Regions from separate parts of the Homo sapiens genome. Here region 1 is linked to region 2. Evidence: chromatin loops called from intact Hi-C (ENCODE). Cell type or tissue: A673. All regions are shown on one strand. Each heading gives the region's core, and the rest is flanking DNA. Links, peaks and the distances in the headings are about the cores only. Region 1 overlaps LINC00639 (long intergenic non-protein coding RNA 639). Region 2 has its middle 200 kb from the start of LINC00639.

Region 1 (5,389 bases), core at 84-5,083, 150 kb after region 2:
AGTTGCCCGCTAAAACCCATTCTGCTTGCTTCTTTGGCATATGGCTGCACTGTACTTCCCTACTCCCTTGCAGTTAGGTGTAGCCCTAGGACAAACTTTCATCAATGTGATACACACAGGATAAATGTGTACCTCTTCCCACATTTAGGTCTTAAGAAGTACTCATGCCCCCTCCATGCTCCCTCTCCTTCCACCAGATAGAACTTGGACATGACAGCAAATTTTGACCATGGAGGGAACAATATCCTATGAGACAACAAAGCCACATGTATCAGTCAGGGTCCAATCAGAAACTGGGTGGGAGTGGGGCTTAATATATTGTTAAACTCTAATCAATGAGTGACTATAAGAGAAAACACCATATGGTACCTGATATGGTTTGACTGTGTCCCCACCCAAATATTGAATTGTAGCTCCCAGAATTCCCACATGTCCTAGGAGGGACCCAGTGGGAGATTACTGAATCACGGGGGTGGGTCTTTCCCATGCTGTTCTCATAAGAGTGAATAAGTCTCACGAGATCTGGTGGTTTTATAAAAAGGGAGTTCCCCTGCACATGCTCTCTCTCTTGCCTGCTGCCATGTAAGACATGCCTTTGCTTCCCCTTTGCCTTCTGCCATGATTGTGAGGCTTTCCCAGCCACGTGGAACTGCGAGTTCATTAAACCTCTTTCCTTTATAAATTACCCAGTCTCGGGTATGTCTTTATTACCAGCATTAGAATAGAATAATACAGTACCATTGGGCGGAGGAAGAGCCCCTGAGGAAGTCCAAACCTAGAGGGGACCCCCTTTCCCAAGGCTGGGGTTCAGCCCACTAGATAGCAGAGAAGTTTACTTGTTTGCCCAGGCCAGAGCTAACTGCAATCACTGAACAAGCAGGAAGCAATCTTCTGGAGTAGAGGCTGGGCACAGGCAGTCAGCAACTGGGGATCTTGGCCTGGGCATGCAGAGGGAGTGAGGCTCTTGGGCACAGGTCTGCAAAGTAAACTGCACTTGTAGGGGCAGGAGGCCTTCAGAAGCCATTTTTCAAGTGAGTTGGGCTGCAGAAAGGTTATCCCCAGGCCAGGCTTAGGCTGTAACATTGCTAAAGGATCATTCATTCTGAGTGCATGGTTAGAGCAGAACTCTACAGAATGGCCTCACATTGACACTGCTGACCCACTGTATAGCTGCCAGAAACAGCAGAAGCCCCTTTCACTAGCAATGTCCCTCCAGCACCCTCTAATGAGAAAGTGTAACATCTTACCCACTGTAAATGGAAGATGGCTGCAGGAATTCTGTCCACTGTTATCACAGAACATATGAAAGAGCGCAAGTGGAGCTTAAAGGCAATAAATTGTTAACTAGCACACTGAGACTTGTCAACTATAAAGAGCCTGAGTTCCTGAACGACCACAAGGCCCCCACCAGTGGTCAGCAACCACCTGGAATGCTCACCTCTGAAATGTTTCATGAGAGAAAAATAAGCTTTTGTGTCCTTTGAGCCACATGGAGAGGGGAGGTTATTTGCAATAACAATTTGGTTTTATCCTAATTCAGTACTCTTTCATTTTAGAGTTTCTTGGTTTCCTGCCTTGTTTAGGAAGATCCTCTAGAGTTTACTTAAAAATACGCAGCAGGTGATTATCTGATTAGGAAAAAACTTGTCAAAAGAGAATATGGTCACTTTGGTTATGGTTAGTTAACAGCTACTTCCTAATACAGACAAGTAAGGAAGAAAATAAAAAGACAAATGAACATTGTATAAGTAAAATGCCATAAACAAACCACTCTAGCTCCTTTGAGTAGCTTCTGTGAATACTTTCCAAAATGCAGACTTAAAGCAGCTGCAGAGAGGATGTTAATGTAAAGTAATCATAACAATTAGGTCTCCTAGTATATCGAGTGTCTTGACCACTCTATACAAACATTTGTTAATTAAGCAAGAGGTGTGAGCAGCTGGAAACATGGAAGGTATAGTTCCGTACAAAATTCTACACTGTCTTATGCCAGAGAGAATTCCTCTCAGCATGTGGATTGCCCTGTCATGTGAAAAGTTAATTATAGCCTCTCCACATCATCTCCGTCGTCCTCCTTTCCTCTAGTATCATTTCCTTCTTTGTGAGAAGTCAGTGTGGGCCTTATAGATAAAGTCAGTCAACATTTACGGCTGTGCTGTGTATGCACATTATATTGCCTGGCACTGTGGGAAAACACAAAGGAAAAACAGGCCCTCATCCAGATAAATAAGCATTTATGGCCTATCAGGGAATCTGAACCAACACATGAGCAATACAGAATAGGCAGGCCAAAAGAACATATCACTAATGAAAGCACCACTTGTAACAAGTGCCCACCTGTAGTAGGAACAATGAAGAGATGCTGAATGAACACATTTTCATCTCCCCTTTCCTGTAAAATCAGCATATATGTATGTGTAAATACTGGCTAACTAATCAAGTCCACCAAAAGACAAGTCAGAATTTGGTGATTACCTGAAGGTGAGTGGAGATAAATATTTTTGATGCTGGTGCTTTTAGCATATAATGGATTTATTATATTTCAGACACTTGTTCTAAACAATAGCATAAAATCTACTGGCAAATATCATCTTTCTCACTATTGTTTTGTTTTGTTCTGGGGCTCTGTTCTGGAAATCAAGGCTTACATTTTAGGGTAATAAAAAACAAAATCACCTACCCTGCTCAACATTTAAATAACACCTTTGCGCCTTTCTACCTTCCTCCCTGTAGGAATTCCCTGCATCCCCGATCCCACCTGCCTAGTGAATTCCTGCTATTCTTCAGACTCAGTTCATACAAAACTCCTCTGTGGGGCCTTTTCTGAGTTCCTCTAGACAGAATTTATTCAGCTAGCATGAGTGTTATCATTGCATTTTGGAAACATTTACTGCATGCTTTTATCTCCTGCTGATCTGTGGCAAGGATTTTTGTCTTCAATATTTATATTACTACAGCATGGCATTTGTAGGTGGCCAATATAAGCTTATTAAATGAATACATTTTCACTTTTGCTATATAGTTTCCATAATCTAGTGTCAGAACTTCAAATTCTTAAAACATGTCACAAACAGACTAATAATATTCTAGTAAAATTGTGTGTTGGTTTGTATTTAGAGCAGTGTTAAAAGTCTTTCCACCGATTGTTCCACAGCCCATGGCAGCGTTGAGTTGTGTCCTGGAAGTACACTGCCCTCTGCTGGCGTACTTTTCAACAAGCACATCAGTGCAAGGCAGGCCTTTGTTTAGATGGTGGTTCTAATCCCCCCACCATGCTGGGCAGCAGCTAACCACATGGCCATAGCTATTTATAGAAGGACAGTAGTGTAGAATATTAATTTTCATTTTATAGTCTGTGAAACATAGGCAGGGTACCAAATAGGAAATAAAGGCTGGTAAATGTCTTTATGTGTATTTTATATGGAGCCCTGAGTTGCTTAGAAAATTCGTATCATTTTTATTGTTTCATAATTTGAAATGGCTTTATACCAGTCTTGCTAAGACCACATAATTGTATCAAAGAAATATAAGACATTAGCACAACAGATCAATACACACACACACACACGGTGTGTTTCTAATTTTGTAAATACATGTTCTATATGCACATATCTGAAGGAGGAAAGGTTAGGAATAATGTCTCAGGATGCTAGTAAATGACAAGATTTTTAGCTGCTTTTAATTTAATTTTTGTTATCTTCTGTATTTTCTAATTTTTCTGAAATAATCATGAACTACTTGGAAATTAAAAAAAATGAAGAGAGAAAAGTTTATAGATAACGTTGCCAGGGGAAACAGTAATAGATAAGGCCTAAAGGCAAAATTAAAACTATCCTGCTTAGTGCAAGTAAAAGAAGTACCTTCTGATGCTTAACATCACTAAGAAAAATAAATCTATAGTTGTCGATTACAGGAAGAAATGTGCTTGTCCTCTCAGGGAGCCACTGTTTAGCCAGCCCCTCCAAGACAGGTCCTGTGAGGCTTGGTTCAGCCCCATTTACCTAGAAATTAATCATTAAGCCAGGCTGTTCTTCGTTAAGAAGCCAATGAAGTCGGTCTGCCATAGTCCCAGAAATACGGCTTGTGAAAGACTGCTTGAGTTACTCCAAAAAGAAACCAAATCATAGGCACTTAGAATACCCTGAGAAAGCTCAAGAAAGGGGGGAAATGGCATGAACACTTGGCAAAGAAAGCTCAGCAATTTTCTTTTTAATTATTGAGATAAGAGAGTGAGTTTGGTTTCATTTAGCTGTTCAAATAGAAATCTATTTAAATATTTAAACAGAAAAGCCTCCTGATCTACCATCCTGCCCTCCTGTAACAGCTATGGCCTCTCCACAGAGATGAATTTTATAGTGGATTTGGTTTGGGAAACTTCTGTTTTATGGGTTAGAAATTGATTTCAAGAGCATTCAGCAGAGTAAAATACACACAATTGTGTATTTGCTTTGGGGGTAAGTCCACACTCCCTTGCAGTACAAACTAAATCTCCTGCTGGTAAACACTAGGATGTTTGGCGTTTGAATTGCTTCTCTTTTAGAGATGTGGTCCTGATAATCTCTTTCACAAACTATTAAGGGCCCAAACCCTCCACGAATGCCTGGCCCTTACTTCCTGGGCATCATCCTGTGCTGTGTTTCTTCATTCTATTTGGACAAATAAAATTCAACAACATCAAAGCAACAAATATTTGTTATATGCCTACTTGTTGTGCCCAGTGAAAATTTACTCTCCCAGGTGGCTCCTGATAATCAGACAAATCTTGCTGCTTTCTTCCATAACCAAGCCCATTCCAGAATTTAAAGGTTTCTTTAAATTATGCACCCTTCAAGAAGCAATTCCACAAGATGGGGAAAGGCAGCCTGTCACAGCATTTAACCCATCAGACATTTTATGCTTCCAGTGTTTTACTCTGCCTAGAATGTCCAGACCATTTTTTCTTCCAGCAAAATCTTTTAACCTTAAAGGTCTAGCTTGATTCTCAACACTTCAGCCTCCCCTGAAGCACTACCTCCCTGAAGATGTAAGTTTCCCTTCCCTGATCATCGTTTCCAATTTCCTTGTTCCTACTTCAGGCAGAGCTCTAACACTGTATTACAATTTTCTGTTTACCATGTCTGCTTTTCCTCTTTAAACTATGAGTTCCCAAGGAAACAGACTGTCTCACAAAATAATATTCCCAGTACCTACTGTTCGATAAATAAATACTGAGTGAATGAATGAATGTAACAACCCCTAGAGAATCCAATTTGTCTGTATACTTTTATATGTACAATAAAAAGATTAACAGATCCAAAAAGACAGCGTGAGAGCTTTATCTCAACTCTTCACAATATGTGATAAAATAGAATTGAACAAGTACTGTTTTAATTAATACCTAACAGAATGG
Region 2 (5,389 bases), core at 175-5,174:
CTTGACTTAGCAGCCTTTGACCTGGTTAAACATTATTTCCTTCTTGAAGCACTTTCTTCACTTGACTTCCGGGACACCACATGGTCTCAAATGCTTCCTCTCAGTCTTGGCTGGTTCCTTTACTCCCCAACCTTTCAATGTTGGAATACTCCCAGCCTCCCTTGCCCTGGAACTTCTCTTTCTTATTATCTGTCTATATCTCTAGCTTCATCTCTCAATCTATCATGATTCCCATTCAAGTTAGAACAGGCTAAGTCTTCCTGGGTTAAAAACAACCACACCCCAGTCCCAGTAGCTTAAGAAAGGTTTCTCACTCATGTTGCCTTTCAGTTGTGGTTTGCCTAGGTATTGTATCCCATGTTGTCCTTTCTCTGGGACACAGCTCGTAGAGCAGCTACCATAAAGAGTACTGCCAGCTGCTGTGACAGAGATAAGAATGTGACATTGTGCATTAATTACTAAAGCTTCCATCCAGAAGTAACATGTATTATTTCCACTTGATTTTAGTTGGACAGAGCAAGTCACAGGGCCATGATGAGTAGAAAAATACAATTCTAACATAAAACCATATTAGAAGGTGAAATGGAAATATTTGGTGAATGACACTAGTGATTACCAAAACTCCCAAATGTGTATCTCCTGCCTAGGCTTCTCACTAAACTCTTTTTTTCATTACCTAACTCTCTGCTCAGCATCTTCACTTAGATATCTAAAACCTCAAACTGGCCGGGTACTGTGGCTCATGCCTGTAATCCTAACACTTTGGCAGATTGAGGCAGGTGGATCACCTGAGGTCAGGAGTTCAAGACCAGCCTGGCCAATATGGTAAAACCTTGTCTCTAACTAAAAAATACAAAAGTTATCTGGGCATGGTGGCGTATGCCTATAGTCCCAGCTATTTTGGAGGCTGAGGCAGGAGAATCACTTGAACCCAGGAGGCGGAGGTTGCAGTGAGCCGAGATCGTGCCACTGCATTCCAGCCTGGGCAGCAGAGTGAGACTCCAACTCAAAAAAAAAAAACAAAAAACCTCAAACTAAGCATCTTCAAAACTGAGGTCTACTCTTCTCCTCACTCCAAACCAAACCTCCTCCTACAGTTTTTTAATCTCAGTTCATGGCAACTCCATGAACTCCATATATAAGCCTCATAAGGGTTTATTGTTGTATCTTCAATGCCAAACAAAATGTGTGGCAAAAAGTAGGTTGAACAAATGAATTGATGAATAAATATTGTGTTTCTGTCTCAGTTCATGCTCTGATTTCTTCACATCTTTAAAAAATGGTAAAGTAGATACCTTACTTAAAAAGATTCTGACTAATTGAATGTAATGATCAACACTGTAGCTCGAGCATACAGGGCCTGTTACTATACCAAATACTGTGTTGAGTTCCTTGCATTCTCTGCCTCTCCCACCCAACAATTAGCCTACAAGTGCTATACAAGTAGTTCTCTGACACTGTTAGCCTCCTGAGTCCGAGCCTTCACTACCTACATCCCCTCCCTCTTCATCCCATATGGCCATTCTCTCTCCATATGTGCATACAAACCTTTTGGGAATCCATTGCATATGTCACATTTTTTAAACAGGTTATCCTGTGATGCACATTAGACATTTCTAAGACCATTTACTACAAGGTTGATTTTTCTTTGAGAACTTATTATATTTACTTTTGGACTCAACACATTTTTTCTCATTAAGCTTCTCAAGTCATCTCTCCTTACTCATCAGACAAATGCCATTCCAGGTGAGGAATTTTGTGTCCTAAAAGCCTGAGTTTTTAAAGAGCTATTTGCAAATTATTGTTATTTTCTGGATCTGACTGACATACCAGGTGAGAGTTGTCAGCTGTTAGCTGACAGTTGCAAATCCAGGGGCCTTAAGTCAAGACTCCAGATAAGAAACACAGCAGCCCAAACTAAAGGTACTATTTCCAAATACATGTCTAGGTATTTGCTTCTCTTTTTTTAGAATAAGATCAGATTATATATAAATTATATTATTGCATAGTATCTCTTTCATAAGGTCTGTTATGGTGATAAAAATCAATAAATATATGTGAAGTGCTTAGAACAGTACAATGCAATTTAAGTATGTGTTGCTATTTTCTTTTCCTTAAGATGACTAATTATTTAATAGTCTAAGTGGGTACTATATTAGGGTTCTCTACAGGGACAAAATTAATGGAATAGACATATATATAAAGGGGAGTTTATTAAGTATTAATTCACATGATCACAAGGTCTCACAATAGGCCGTCTGTGGGCTGAGGAGCAAAAAGAGCCAGTCTGAGTTCCCAAACTGAAGAACTTGGAGTTCGATGTTTGAGGACAGGAAGCACCCAGCCTGGGAGAAAGATGTAGGCTGGGAGGCTAGGCCAGTCTCTCTTTTCAGATTTTTCTGCCTGCTTATATTCTAGCTGTGCTGGCAGCTAATTAGATTGTGCCCACCCAGATTAAGGGTGGGTCTGCCTTTCTCGGCCCACTGACTCAAATGTTAATCTCCTTTGGCAACACCCTCACAGACACACCCAGGATCAATAATTTAATCCATGATTGAATCCTTCAATTCAATCAAGTTGACACTCAGTATTAACCATCACAGGTATACTCTCTTAAATTAGAATCCAAAATATAATCTTCATGTGCTGTTGTTATTAATATTTCAAATCTTTGGTAGATTAAAATAATATGACTTAAGTAGTTTAAATTCACAGTGTAATTGTAACTATACATATGTTTGGAAACCTGGATATATCAATGCAGTATGTGAGACAGGAAAATAATTAGGTTACAAAGACAGTACAGATCTAATAATTCTGTCCTGTTGGAGCACATAACAGAAGAAAAACACACGAGAGGTAACACTGAGACCTAATAAAAACAACCAAAAGGAACTGCCCAGCAGAGAGGAAGAGACTCAGACGCAGCAGTTTTGGCCGCGTAACTGATTGACTAAGCAACCTGAAGCCTGTCATGAATCGGTGTTTTATTCAAATGTGAATAAAGATGACTGCCCCAAATTTTAGTTACCACGGTGTGAAAACATTCATTTTTCACTGTCAGTCAGAAAATATAAATTCTCTGTTAGCTATGTCTCCAGACACACTCTCAGCCATGGCTGGAATAAGCTTTGATTCCATCTAGGCTGGGAGTGTAAACTACTCATTTCCTCACACTGTACCACGGCTATCCCAATACAGGCCTCCAGGAGGCAGTGTCTCTTCATTTTAACTGAGTGCATGAATTCTGCCAGTTCTTCAATATACTTAACTTCTGTCTTCATTCTCCTAGGAAACCTTTCTAGTCCAAGAGAAAGTATTCTGTAATGGTAGCCCTCCCACTGGCCCACCCATCATGGAATAATGCATCATGACTTTGCTAGGTTGGGTGAGTTCGTTCAAAGGTCACACACAGGCCTTTGGTTTCGGGAAAGGTAGAGAGAAAGGGACCACAATTTTGAGAGTAAAAGGACAGGAATGATTTTATGTTTGCAGCACTTGAGGGAAGATGTGATTTTTAAAACAGAGCTTAAAAACCTAAACAAACAAAAAATTCTTGGCCCTCATATGTGTATAGGTTGTCCTAAGGAATGCCTTTATTGCTTTACATATGACAACCAAAGTTCCTGTTGAGACCTCAGGTTGACACTTTGTTACTTTTCCCACTGAAAGTTGCTTTTGATGTTCGTTCGCACTGATTTTTACCTTCAACCAAGCCCTTGGATGTGATGTTAGCCATTGCCACTATCAAATACCCTAGAAGAGTGGATATAACCCTTTTTTGATGAGTGTCTTTGAAGTTCCAATGAGATACATGTATATTGCTGAACCTACACATATGTATATATCTTTATGCTTTGCTAACAATTTCAAGGATCTCCTAGACTTTGTTCAGTAAAGTCTTCTAGGTGAAGAAGAGAGAGCCCCTTACAGCTCTCTCACTGCTATCCTAGGTCAATTAGATTAGTCTGGTAATTAAGTGGTTTTTTGTGAACCAGTAACTGTATTGAAAGTCAAATATCAACAATTCAGGAAAACTGTCTTTGACTTCTTTATTTGGAAATATTCTATGAAGAGAGAATTTTTAATCACCACATAGGACTGATGTTTTATTTGTAGTTTGATCACCAGGTAACTGCTTCATTCATGCATTTCATTTATTTTTACTATCATTACCTCGCTTTACATAATAATATTTAACAATTACTGTAATCAGAACACTATTCACACTTTAACCAAGTGTCTTTTATGACACTCCTGAGAAAGAGATATCTCTTCTGGATAACCAAGCCAGAGAAGAATAGTTCAATAGCTTTATTACTATGATAGTGAAAGTTGATATCAATGCTAAATTGATGACTCTCTATCCTAGGATCATCAAACCACACCTTTCTCCTTTATAAAAGTCAGCAATACTTCCACATTTGCTAATTTCATAAATGATTTAGTAATATCAACTAATACAAAGTATTTGCAAAGCATCTGAAAAAAGTCATTTTCAGACAAAATCCTCATCAAGCTTAAAATTTCATGTCCTAAATTTAGAATATTATAGTCACAAAAACTACCTCCATTTTATCATAAAGTGTCTATTGATGTCACCACCACTGTCATTGTTGCAATTGTCATTCATTGGTTCAAGCTTTAAGATCAGAGTGGCACCTAGTGGTACATTCTTTTTCTTTTCCCCCTCTTTTGTTCTGCTTCAAATTATCAACAGGTACACTTTGAATACACATTGAGTACTCATTATAACAACTTTATTAATGAAATGCTTACTACCACCACTTCCCTAAACTTATAGAAACAAATCATTTTGGAATTTGAAATCTCATATTTTGAAAATACGTGACACGAAAATGTTGTTGACAGAACGGAAGCTCATTGGTAATATTTACTGACAATGAAAGTTCTAAAATGGAATATAAAAATGAGATGTTTCTTTAAAAATCAAGAAATGTAAAAGGCATGCTAATATGATAACGGCCATCCCAAGACAATAACTCAAGAATTAACTGTCTGCAAATAATCATCTGTGAAACAGTACCTTGACTTTAAAGTCCTTAAAAATGCAAGCATGAAGATAACGGAGCTAATCATACTAATTAACTCACTGTGCCTTGTAACAAATTAATTTTGAGTAAAGGAACAGGCAACTAGAGAAAAAGGCCAAAATCTCAATTAGTTAATCTGAATAGAACATAAATACTCTCAGAACTTTTTTGGCCTTTAGAATAAGAGTAGAACCGGGAGGGTGGGAGCAGTGATCACTCCATGCTGACAGCCTGGAATTGTTATTTATGGCACCGTTTTTCAGTTCTACATTCCAATGCGAGAATTTACCACGTTTGGGCAGCAGAACATGACAGGTTGACGTAGACTATCCATA

What was found. Peaks named below come from ENCODE experiments on the same cell type or tissue, not always from the same donor. Only the 100,000 strongest peaks of a DNase experiment are listed, where the experiment ranks them.
Region 1: a loop joins it to region 2, with 5 times the contacts of the local background. A loop is called at or near these places in 78 of 110 quality-filtered maps.

Annotation. Positions count from the first base shown.
Region 1 is chr14:38,864,552-38,869,940 of GRCh38, forward strand. All of the region lies in intron 2 of LINC00639 (long intergenic non-protein coding RNA 639), which reads right to left. Among named protein-coding and RNA genes, the nearest start is that of LINC00639, 50 kb to the right of the region's middle. In A673, for the core only: a CTCF peak has its summit at 3,207 (motif pointing left); a DNase peak (open chromatin) is centred at 3,200.
Region 2 is chr14:38,718,823-38,724,211 of GRCh38, forward strand. No RefSeq gene overlaps it. Among named protein-coding and RNA genes, the nearest start is that of LINC00639, 200 kb to the right of the region's middle. In A673, for the core only: CTCF peaks have their summits at 3,192 (motif pointing right) and 4,701 (motif pointing left); a DNase peak (open chromatin) is centred at 3,209.